Regions from separate parts of the Homo sapiens genome. Here region 2 is linked to region 1. Evidence: chromatin contacts called from ENCODE Hi-C data. All regions are on one chromosome and are shown on one strand. The core of a region is the stretch at or near the end of the contact, and the rest is flanking DNA. Distances in the headings are between cores, read along the strand shown.

Region 1 (6,021 bases), core at 1,720-4,219:
AGTATATAAGACCAGCCAATGGTAGAAGTGGAAAAACAAAGCTTTTATTTTTGCTAAAGGCTCAGCAATTGAAAGGATGGAGAAAAAGGTAATGTCAAAGAGTCTACAGGCTACAATTAATAGAATCATCTCTTCCTCCCCTATGGAAACTTAACTTCTCCAGAATTTTGTTTGTCCTTGATTTGACTGTTGTTGTTTTTAACAAAAATAAACTGGATGTACATCTGTCTCTCCACATGCCCCCCAACCATCTCCATCAGCCCAAAGTATAAACTCATAGAGTAGGGTTTGTCTTAACCATCATGTCCTGAGGGCCTGACATACGTGACAGATGAAGGAAGAAGATAGTTGAATGAATTAATAAATGAATGAGATGCCCACATATTATTTTAAAGTTCCTAGCCAATTACAGTTGTAAGGCAGTATGTGAGTGCGGTGGCGCGATCTCGGCTCACTGCAAGCTCCACCTTCCGGGTTCACGCCATTCTTCTGCCTCAGCCTCCCAAGTAGCTGGGACTACAGTCACCCACCACCACGCCTGGCTAATTTTTTGTATTTTTAGTAGAGACGGGGTTCCACCGTATTAGCCAGGATGGTCTCGATCTCCTGACCTCATGATCCGCCGGCCTCGGCCTCCCAAAGTGCTAGGATTACAGGCGTGAGCCACCACACCCAGCCATTCCCTTATAAATTTCTAAAAGCCATGGACATTTAAAAAATAGTGCGGTATAACACACATTTCACTTGCAAGCAGAAATTAACATAATACCCAACATTTGTAAAATGCTTCTGAGTTTATAGATTTTCACATATAATTATTTATTTAATCAGGATTAAGAACTAAGTATACCTAAATTGAAACCACTATACACAAACCTTTGAGAAAAACATTCTAGTCAACTGGTATAACAGGATTTATAACAGCCTTAACGCAAATTGCATTATATGTGTGTGTGTATACCTATATATACACGTGTGTATATATATATTTGTCATATATATTCATTATAAGAATATATCATTCAAATTGGGGGACTTGTGGATCATTTCAACAACCATAAAGACACTTATTTTACAGATGCAAAAACTAAGAGAGGTGAAGTGACTTGTTCAAGGTTAAATATATATCTAGAGTTGGGTCTAGAACCTGAGCCTCTCCAGAGTTCCAATTCATTTCTCTTGTCTGAATTGAACAAGACTCTTCTTTCTTCACCCATCTCACCCCTACCAAAAATACTGAAAGAAATATCTTAATCTAAATCACTTGTGTTTTTAAATAGGGGGTTTTCCAAAAAAAAAAAAAAACCCACAAAATTGAATTTACTCAAGCTTTCAATTGCTGTATTACACCTTCCATGGATTTTTAGTTGTCAAATTATTTCTTATAGCAGGACAATAAGGTACTTTATTCTAAGGTACAAGTATACTAACAGTTTAATGTTTCATCCCCCACCTAAATGGCAGAGAGTGTTAATTCTAACAGGAGTCTTACATGTCTTACACTTTAGCAGTTTCAATCAAAAGATGAGCTATTTTACAATTTAAGGAAGAGGCCTTACACTGTTAAAATCTTGACCGATATGCTCAATGGCAGTACCATCATTGAATCTCCACCTGCTGCCTTACGTATCAAGAACATTTAAAAGTCTTTCTTGTTAGAGACAAAATAAAAGAAAAACTAAGGTGACAAGCGACTATGAGAAATAAGGCTTTAATCAGGTTAAATTTGCATTATGCAGCCTGCATGAATTTAGAGGTCCTAGAATCAAAACACTAGAAGGAACCTTTGATATGCTCTAGTTCAACAGACTGATTTTTGCAGAAGAGGAAACTGAAGCGCTGATGAGACCATTAACTGATAAAGCAAACCGCTTACTTTTTCAAAGGGATTCATTTCAATGCCATTTTACCCTTATTTTGCATCTCACTGTTGTTTCTCAGAGCGACGATTGACCTTTTTTTAGGTGAAAAGAGCGAATAGAGCGTATTAATTTCAAGAGGGTGAAAAATGCCTTTGAAGGAGGAGATGCTGGAGTGAAGAGGAGAAATGACGTCTTATTTAAAATATGTAACCCCTTGATGGGGTTAGACAATGAATCATATTCTCCTAGATTTTTCTATGTCTATAGACATCAGCCACAGTTCTTTCAGGCACTCAAACGAGAGGAAGAGGAAGTGAATAAAGCTCATACTAAATATATAGCACCCACTGAAGGCAGGGATGTAGACAGAAAGAACGGGGGTGGGGGAAGGAAGGAAAGCACGCTTCGCCAGGATCCAGCTGTTTTCTAACAAACCTAAGCCTACGGAAGCTAGGAAGATATCGGAAGCAAGGAAGATATCGGAAGCGACGGCATCCCTCAAATTCGAGAGGGCGGATGCCTCTAGGGCTAGAGAGGCTCCCTAGCCCTCAGTTACAGAGCGACTGGGAGGGGACAAAATGGAGTTGAGGTTTAGGGGCACCCTAAAGGTCGTTTGGAGGTCTAGCAAGCACTTCATGGTCTCCTCCGGAAAGGGCCGTGGCAAAGCCTAGTACCCCGATCAGGAAGATGACTTCTGGCCCTCGGGATGCGGTGAGCGGCAGGAAGAGGCAGGCTGGGGTTCCGAGGACCCCAGAGTCCATCACAGGAGCAGATACAGTGACCTCGGGAATCTTCCCGGCCCCAGCGGAGGCGAGCGGATAGATAGCCCTGGCTCAAGGAAAAAAGCGAGCCGACTCCAGGAGCTGGAATGCCCACCCAACCTCCTCCCGGCTCAGGTGAGGTACGCCAGTCCCCCTCTGGAAATGGGGCCCTGGTACCGACAGGGCAGGGGTGCCGGGGCCGCAACCTCCCCATCCAGGGATACTCACCGGAGGGGCGGCCCACCGCGTCTTCGCAGCCGGCCGGCGCCTGGCACTCGGAAAGCTCGCAAAAAGGAACCGCGTGCCCGCTAGCGCTGGGACGAGGAGGAGCGCGCGGCGGAGGCCAGAGAAAAAGCCGCAGCGGCGCGCGCGCACCCGGACAGCCGGCGGAGGCGGGACTCAGCGCGAGCCCGGAAAAGACGCGCCCGGAGGGGCGGGCGGAGCGGGGGCGCGCGGTGGTGTGGCAGAGCCAGCCGAATCGCTGGCTGCAGACGGCTCGGCCCACCCACGCGCCCGCCCCCGCTCGCCCGGGACGTCAGTCGAAAAGGCGGAGCCGAACGGGCTTCCCGGGGCGCGGGAGGGGCGCTGCGAGGAAGGCGAGGCGGCTAACGGCTCGCCTCAAGTTGTTGCTCCCGCTGGCGATCCGCTTCTGTCAGTCTCGCTGCTGGTGTCGTTGAGTGTGTTTCGGGATGTCCTTGCGCCTAACAGCAGTGAGGCGCAGAATTGGCCCACGCCCTCACCTGCGGCTTGCTTCGCAGGACTCCACCCCAGGATAAAAGTTCCCCTCGGGTCATCTTCCAGCTGCCCTCAAAAGACACTCATTTTTGGGTTTCACTGCTCCTCTTTAAGAGAGCTATCTTGAACACTTTGACTAAAAGCATCTTGCTCCTGTAAGCCTGAACTAATGCCTCTCATCCGTTTATCTTGCCTCTTACTGCGTTAAGATCCCCGCTCACTCCCACTGATGAAATATCACAAGGACGCAGGATTTTCACGTTGTCTTTCATTTCCACGATGGTATCATGGCAAAAAAACCCCCAACTGATAAGGAAAAGTCACCGCAGCTTTGTGACATCTTACTAGCCCTGATCATTGCTTATAAGCCGGTCATACGAATGCTGTTCCAACAGATGCAAGAAATTGCTATTAAAATTAAAATGCCAGCGAACTATCTGAGGGCTTCAAAAGGGACAGACCATAATTGCAAATGAGGCCTGATAAACTGCCAAGAATATATCACCCAAAAAAATAAATCTCAAGAATTCTTCCAGTTCCCTGATGCGTAATGGTGAACTAGCTTCCTGTTCCTGATGGTAATTGACATTTCACTTCACTTGCTGATTTCCATTTTCCCATAGAATTACCATTTGTGCTTGTGTGTGTGTATATATATATGTATATATAAAATGCCTTACCACCTGAGATTACAAGCTAGAGTAGTTCTTCAGTGTGCATCACAATTATCTGGGGTGCTTGTTGAAATGTAGGTACCTGGAGCTACAACCCCCAGGTATTTTGATTCTGATCTGGGTAGGGATAAGAAATTTGAATTTTTAATAAGCAGCCCAGGTGACACTAAAAGTGGTTAGCTGAGAGCACAGAGCTATAGTTTTTGTGTTACTACTCTAAAGCCATATTACCAATTCAATTTCCAAGAAACCCACCCACTTACATATAATATACCTATAAATATTGCTAAGACAGTCATGTAGCTTCCTTTTTCAAGATTGACCTACAAAGTTCAGTACTTCAAACAACGAGTTTAATTGTCATGTTTATTTTATGAAATCTTGTTTTAATACCAGAAATAAGCAATCATATGTCAGGTACGTAATTCACTGGGTAACTATGATGTACAGAGCACTATCACCTACAGTTGGGTTAACACAAATGAAATTGAAGAAATGAATATCGCTGTTCTCAATAAAGTTAGTGTCTAGTTGTGGAATTAAAATATAGATATAATACAAACCCAGTGTAGCACATAAATCAGTGTGCTGGATGAAGATGAAAAAGAACTTGTAATTAAAGAGTACTTTTGCCAGTTTCCTTTATTGTCGGTCTCTTAGCCCAGACATTTTCAATTAGGTAATTTCCTCTGAACAGAGTCTTCAGCTTACTGAAGTTCCTCCAGCTCTACAAGATATAAAGGAAAGAAATCACTATAGCCTGAAACTATCCGTTTTTTGGTATACAAATGTGTGTATGATATACATATAGATATGTTTATCAGACCAAGAAACTACTTGGATTTTCAAGATCTCTTATTACTTAAGCTATTCATTAGTGTGTACAGTTCTGGCTGTCTTCATCACCTACCACATCTCACCTTCTTCCACATTTAACTGCACCCAAGTTGAAGAGGAAAGAAGAACTATACCTCCAAAAAGGAAACCAAGTATAACCACGCTATTTCCAGCTTTCCTTTTTCGGAGTCAAAACAAACCTTGCTTAATTTCTTGTCATCAGAAACCTTCCAGAAATTACTGCCCAGGAGCAAAATATTTCCCAAGCAGCTGTCTGACATTTTAAAGAGAACATTTGCAACGTTGTTTATTAGTTAGGAAGATAGGGTATTATTATCCCTATTTCACAGATGAAGAAATAGATGCAGGTTAAGTGTCTTGTCCAGTCACACAACTAAGTAGTAACAGAGCCTGAATTTCCTACTACACTGCTTATGACTCCTAGACCAGGGTGCTTGCCGCTACATTAAGCTGCCTCTGTAATGAGTCCTACCCAGAACTACCAACCCAATTAGAAATGGAGTAGATAAACGTATGGAAATGGAAGAGTTAGGAAAATGTACAATGCAATTGACAGATTCAAAATGCAATGTAATAAGTACTAAAAGCATGAGAATTAGTCTGTTAGAAGCTAAACAGAATTTAAAGGACAGCTCTGTTAACAGGCACTGATATTTAGGCCTTGCCTATTTTATTATTCTGTAACAAGAAGCTGAAACAGATAGCCAGGCTGCTCTTGGCATTAGTTATTTATGGAAGGGCAGAAAACAACTGTTCTTCATTGACTGTGTAACAAGCCTTTGCGTGTTAAACTTCACGGGTTTGTAGAATAATAATAATTTTCTCCTGTGGTCTAAATACAAGCAGCAGGGCTTCATAATAATATTTGCATTGACAAGTTGTGTTAGATTTTGTCATTAACAAACCTTATTTTTTGCAGACCCAACAACCAGGCCAAATATTGTCTTTAGTGGCTTGTGTTAAACAACCGGTGAAATCAGAAACCTACGTAGATGATCATCTCACTGTGAACATAAATAATAACCTAAGCCACTCCTTTCAAAAATGATCAAAGGCATAGTAGCTACATCTAAATGTTATTTTTGAGAAATGATTTGTTTTTTCAAAATAACTATTTCTTTTCATTCTGGC
Region 2 (6,021 bases), core at 1,807-4,306, 350 kb after region 1:
TCTAATGGTTCATATTAGTTGGCTCTGATGTTGTCTGTTGGTTTAAGTTAGATGTTTTTTATAATATTAGGGAATTACCTTATTCTTAAATTATCAAGTCCTCACAAAAATCAAGAATAGTTGGCCAGGTGTGGTGGCTCACGCCTGTAATCCCAGCACTTCAGGAGGCTGAGGCAGAAGGATCACTTGACATCAGGAGTTTGAGACCAGCTTGGCCAACATGGTGAAATCCCATCTCTACTAAAAATACTATATATATATAGTATAGTATATATATAGTGTATATATATATAGTATAGTATATATATATAGTGTATATATATATAGTATAGTATATATATATAGTATATATATATATAGTATAGTATATATATATATAGAGAGAGAGAGAGAGAGAGAGACATGGTGGTGCATGCCTGTAATCCCAGCTACTCGAGAGGCTGTGGGAGGAGAATCGCTTGAACCCAGGAGGTGGAGGTTGCAGTGAGCCGAGATTGTGCCACTGCACTCAGCCTGGTTGACAAAGTCAGATCTGTCTCCAAAAATAAAGAATAGTTGTTGAGTTTAGCTGATGTTTTCTAGGAATCTATTAAGAGGTTCATTTGTGTTTTCTACTTTGATCTCCCCATTTGGTATATTATATTATAGATTTCCTAATATCAATCTTTGTTAGCTTTCTAAGATAAATTTTCCTTTTCCTTTGCATGCTTGGGAGAGCCTCAGATTTGGCTTCCATACTATTAATTTGATTGATTTTGCTCTCTGCTGTCTCCAATGTGAAATTTATTTATTTTTGTTACAATGTTAATTTCTCTGTATTTCTTTCTAGCTCTGTTGAGCTACTTACCCTAGGTTGTCTTTCCTTCTCAATGTTTTATTCTAGTGGCTTTCTATACCTGTTTCATAGAGTCCATGTTTTCTTTCATTCTATTGAGGATGTAAACAGTTTTCTAAAATATTTCTTCTGGTTTATACACAAAATTAAGACGTTTTTGTTTCCTCTGAGTTGTCAGAGTGATATGCATTTTCCTTGTGCTGCCAGAGGTTTTCATATGAACTTTTTTTTTTTTTTTGGTAAAGCAACAGGGTCTTGCTCTGTTGCCCAGGCTGGAGTGCAGTGGCATGTTCATAGCTCATGGAATCCTCAAACTCCTGGGCTCAAGTGTTCCTCTCACCTCTGACTCCAAAATAGCTGGGACTACAGGAAAACACCACCATGCTTGGCTAATTAAAAAAAATATATATATATATATATTAAAACAGGGTTTTGCGGTGTTGCCCAGTCTTGAACTCCTGGCCTCAAGTGATACTCCCACCTTGGCTTCCCAGTGTTAGGAATAAAGGCATGAGCCACCATGCCTGGTCAGGTTTTTTGTATGGTTTATGAATATTCAAAAAAGGATCTGTCTTTCATCAAATACAGGGTATGTAGATTGCCTTTGACTATCCTCAAGCTCAGATTCTCTCTCATATTGGTTAGAACCCTTTTCAGCTCCATTGTTGGCAGGCAGGTTGATACACATAGCTTTTAACCTGTTTCACAGTGTCTGTCAGCTACTCATCTAGTGGGTTCTGCTGGACCCATATGGAATCGTCTACCCCTACTACAATGTTCTCAGATGCTCTGAACCAGATAAACTATGTGAAACAGTACAGCCTCCCACATGTGTTACTACCTGAGTGTTACTTGTGAGGGCTCCCACTCCTAGCACACAGTGTGCCAGTACCAATTCTGCCATTTCTGCCCTTTTGATTTTGGGGAATTAGAGTCTCCATGTGAATGTAGACCAGTTTTGAGAATTGCTGATTTCCTCTGCAAGTAGTAACCACGTAGTCCAAATGGATGTCCGGTTTGCCAGTTTCTAGATGAACTCTTGGCTTCTAAGCCATGAGGCTGACAGTTGTGGAAGGACTCAATGTTTCCTATCTTCTTTTAGGTTTCTGTGGGCTGCTGCATGAATTGGCCAGATTGTTTTTTCTCATTTCAGTATTAGGCTTATTGTTAATGGAGATTTCTCCCAGATCCTGGTAATAAGTTGGCCATCAGTTTAAGTTTTCAGTGTTTGGGGAATTTTATCTTTTTCTATATCTTGATAGGTATTTGAGTGGGAAATTGAGAGAGGCTATGTTAGTGATTGCTAGCCAAGTGCTATTTTAAAGTAGAAATCCAGTGTATATTTTAGATTAGAGCAGAGATTGGCAACCATTTCCTGTAAAGGGCCAGAGAGTAAATATTTTAGACTTTGCAAGCCATATGATCTCTGTGTTTTAACTATTTAACTGTTGTTGGAGCATGAAAGCATCACAGAAAAATGCAAACAAATTAGTGTGGTTGTGTTCAAATAAAACTTTATTTACATAAACAGGAGGACCAGATGAAAAAGTTCTGGAGATAGCTGGCAGTCATGGTTACACAACAGTGTGAATGTACTTAATGGCACTGAACTGTACACTTAAAAGCAGTTAAGTTGGAAAAAATTTTATATATATATGTATATATGTGTATATATGTATATATGTGTATATATGTATATATGTGTATATATATGTATATATATATGTGTGTGTGTATATATGTGTGTGTGTGTGTATATATATAAAATCATGCCAATAAAGAAGCCAAAACAGAAAAACCATATTTTGCTGACTCTGAGTTTAGAGGAATTAGATCTAGCATAGGCAGAGAGAGAGAGGAAGAAATTACATATGTACAGTAGGACAGTGACTCTGTTAATAAGCTAGAAGGCAGTGGGAGACATTTGAGTATTTAAGAGGAATACCATAATGGGGATGGTGAGATCTTGGAAAGCTACAATTCATCCTAGTGATGTCATCTTATGATCTTTACAGATGGAGATACACAAGAGTTCACATTCACATTCTTTGACATAAGGATCAGAGTAGGGCTTTTCTACTTCTCTAGAGGCTTGAGAAACCTCTGCAGCTGTCAGAAGTGTTCATATCAGAAACAAAAGCTAACCAGTCATTTCTTTTTGCTTGTAGTACAAATGGTGACTAGTGATGCTTCTGGTAGTTGATCTGAGCTCTTCCCAGGACTAGAAGATCCTAGCATTTTAGTTATTAACCACAGCACACTTACTCAATAAAAGAGCAGTCATCAGTCTGAGTCAACTGTTTATACAGCCTCCAGCCTAAGATTCTTCCTTATCAGCTAGAGACCTGGGCTTAAGAATTTCACAATGGGCTGGGAGCCTCTTAGAGAAACTAGCCTTTTGAGACTTTCTCTGAGTTGGGCTCTCTTGTTTGTTGTTGTTGTTTTTGAAACTGTCTCACTCTGTTGCCCAGGCTGGAGTGCAGTGGCGTGATCATGGCTCACTGTAGCCTCGACCTCTGAGTTGGGATATCTTGAAGGAATACATGAAGGAAAAGGGAACAGAGATTAAGGTTTTCCAGGCTTTGGGTTGTAATCAGACAGTTTAGCTGTATTCTGAACACCCAGCACTTAATGTGCTTGGTTATCCATGTGTATGTATCAAGGGTGGGGGAACTCATGGAGTGAGTCACTGAGTGGTATGGTTTAAATGGCAGGAAACTCTTCCCTCACCCCGCCTTGGGTAAGAAAAGGGCATAGCAGAGCGCTGACACACATCCCTCTGCTCCAGAAAGTGTACAGTACCCCTCTGCTCCCCACTGAAACCCTAAAGTTGTTCATCTTCATGTGTGCCAGGAAAGGAGTGGATCTGTGATGCAAATAGGATTATTTGGTCATATCTGCTGACTCAGTCTAAAGAAGCTTTTGAAGGGGATGAGATGAAATTTCATCTATGCTGCAGAGAGCAGGAGGTGCATTGCTGGATGGAGAGAGGACTGTAGGCTGCATGTGAGCCAAGGTAGACGAGGGAAGCATGGGGGTGGGCATGAGGAACTGGGGCAGCCTGACACGTGATCTTGGCATTGCAAAACTGATATCCTGTTGGCCTTTGGGCCACATGATATGATGACAGTGCAGTATCCCCATGGCCCTTTCTTTTTCTAGATTTCATTTATGATACTCTCAGATTTTTAAATAGCATGACTTTCCCCAGGGAGAAATTCAGACCTCAGGTCTCTAGGACTGCTCTGAGGTCATGAGATAGACTCAGTTTGAACCTGTTGAGTTTAAATGTCTTGGAATGATTTTAGCATCTCAGTACCCCCTTTCCCAGTGCTCATCTGGTCAGCTGCTCTGGAACCTGAGGGATTCTAAACTGAGACTTAGTTTGGGGTCATATGCAGTTAAAAAGGGACAGTCTTTTGGCACCTTCACCTCGGAGGTGGCTGCTTTTTGGCTTAGCGTTGGACTCATCACTGAAAAAGATAGTTGAGAGGTTGTTTTTGACCTGAGCAGCCTTATTAAGACTCAGTTATTGGCAAAGGAGAGAAGGCTCTGCTTATAAATGTTGCAGATTTAAAGGGGAAAGAGGAAACCACAGTAAGTAAAGAGCGATTCAGGGAGACCAGTTTCTCTTTTTTATTCAGAATGCTGCTCAGGTATCTGCTTTCCTAGGAGCCACCTTATTGTCAGGTTCTGCCTTCGGTTTATGTGTATTCTTCCCTTAATTCTTAGAAGAGGGAAGATGCTTTGGGGTTGTTCACAGGTTCCCATTCGACATAAAATAGAAGCTGCCTACCTTTACATATACTCAGTTTTATCTTCTCCAAGTCTCCCAGAAGTTCTCTTTGAAAGTTCCTAGAGCAGGGACTGCTTTTATTTTTTTTCCTTCTCCTAGGCTTTAAGCATGTATTTAGATGTATGTCACCATTGGGTAAAAGAAAGGCTAAAGATTCAGATAACTTTTCCCATCTGTGGAAACATGGAAAGCAGTACTCAGCAGAGGAATGAGGACTGATTATTTTGGGCCTCTTTTTACTTTATCCAAGTGAAGAATCTACTGTGCTATATATTTGTCAAAAGCAATTCCAAAGGGCAGGGGTTGGGGGAAAGCAGTACGGCATAATAAGATTTGGGCAAGTTAGATAGGAGCTGTGCAGTTGGTAATGAAGAAGCAGAACTGTTTCTTTCTCATTATAAAAGTAATCCATGCTAATTGTAAGGAAAAGAAATAAAATATTATAGAAAGCAATAAAGAATACAATAATAATAACTGATAATTCCTGTTAATATGTTGGTATAATTTCTTCTTAGTTTTCTGTAGGTATAGATTTCGGCTCACTGCAACCTCTGCCACCCAGGTTCAAGCGATTCTCCTGCCTCAGCTTCCCGAGTAGCTGAGATTACAGGCACTGCCACCACACCCGGCTAATTTTTGTATTTTTAGTAGAGACAGGGTTTCACCATATTGGTCAGGCTGGTCTTGAACTCCTGACCTCATGATCCACCCACCTCAGCCTCCCAAAGTGCTGGGATTACAGGCGTGAGCCACCATTTTTAGAAACAAAATAAAGATCATTCTACATATGATACTTTGTAATATTTAAAATATAACGGGATTGTTTACCCATCTAATTAAGTATTCTTAACATGATTTCTGATGGCTACATAGTATTCCATTGTTTGGATGAACATAATATAATGTATTTAAACACTGTTCTGTTCAATTCAGCATTTGATTTATCGGGTAGACATGTTTTGAAGGGATCTTGAATAGTACAGTGGAATTAGAGTTATAGTTGCGGTTCTGCTTAATTCTTAGCTCTGTGATCCTGAGCATAGATTAAAGTCTTAGCTTCCATTTCCTCATTTGTAAAAGAATGCTATTAATAGTAATGACCCTCCTGAGTAAAAATGGTTAGATGACATGACCCATGTAAATTTCTTAGCATGAAATCTAACATATACCAGGAACTCAATAATTGTTAGTAGTAGCGTATAGCATTATCCTTGTCTTGACACTTTGTCATCTGTGTACTCACTGTTAGAATTTGGGTCTCAAGGAAAGAAAATTGCTTTCATTTAGATAAGTAAAATTTCAGAATGAAAATTGCCTTTAGATAGGTAGCCTCTTTTACCAGTTGAGTACCTTCCAGATAGGGGCATTTGCCAACTTCCTGAATTTCACA

What was found. Hi-C counts contacts between places; a loop is a spot of excess contacts on that map. Pooled maps may share reads with other maps.
Region 2: a pooled map shows a loop between it and region 1 (7-fold over the local background). The contact joins the enhancer-like site here to the promoter of ACSL4 in region 1. A Hi-C loop is called at or near these places in 5 of 50 pooled maps.

What each region holds. Positions count from the first base shown.
Region 1 is chrX:109,730,288-109,736,308 of GRCh38, forward strand. It overlaps ACSL4 (acyl-CoA synthetase long chain family member 4), which reads right to left and starts at 2,970. Exons shown (of 16, transcript NM_001318510.2): 1 at 2,852-2,970. It overlaps LOC105373311 (a long non-coding RNA gene), which reads left to right and starts at 2,224. Exons shown (of 1, transcript NR_158569.1): 1 at 2,224-4,671. RefSeq lists enhancers at 2,333-2,382, 2,443-2,582 and silencers at 2,705-2,825, 2,923-3,232.
Region 2 is chrX:110,084,100-110,090,120 of GRCh38, forward strand. All of the region lies in intron 3 of TMEM164 (transmembrane protein 164), which reads left to right. Among named protein-coding and RNA genes, the nearest start is that of MIR3978, 5.0 kb to the left of the region's middle. Within about 2 kb of position 3,057, at least 10 of the 41 ENCODE cell types and tissues checked have a DNase peak (open chromatin) inside an H3K27ac peak, as active enhancers do.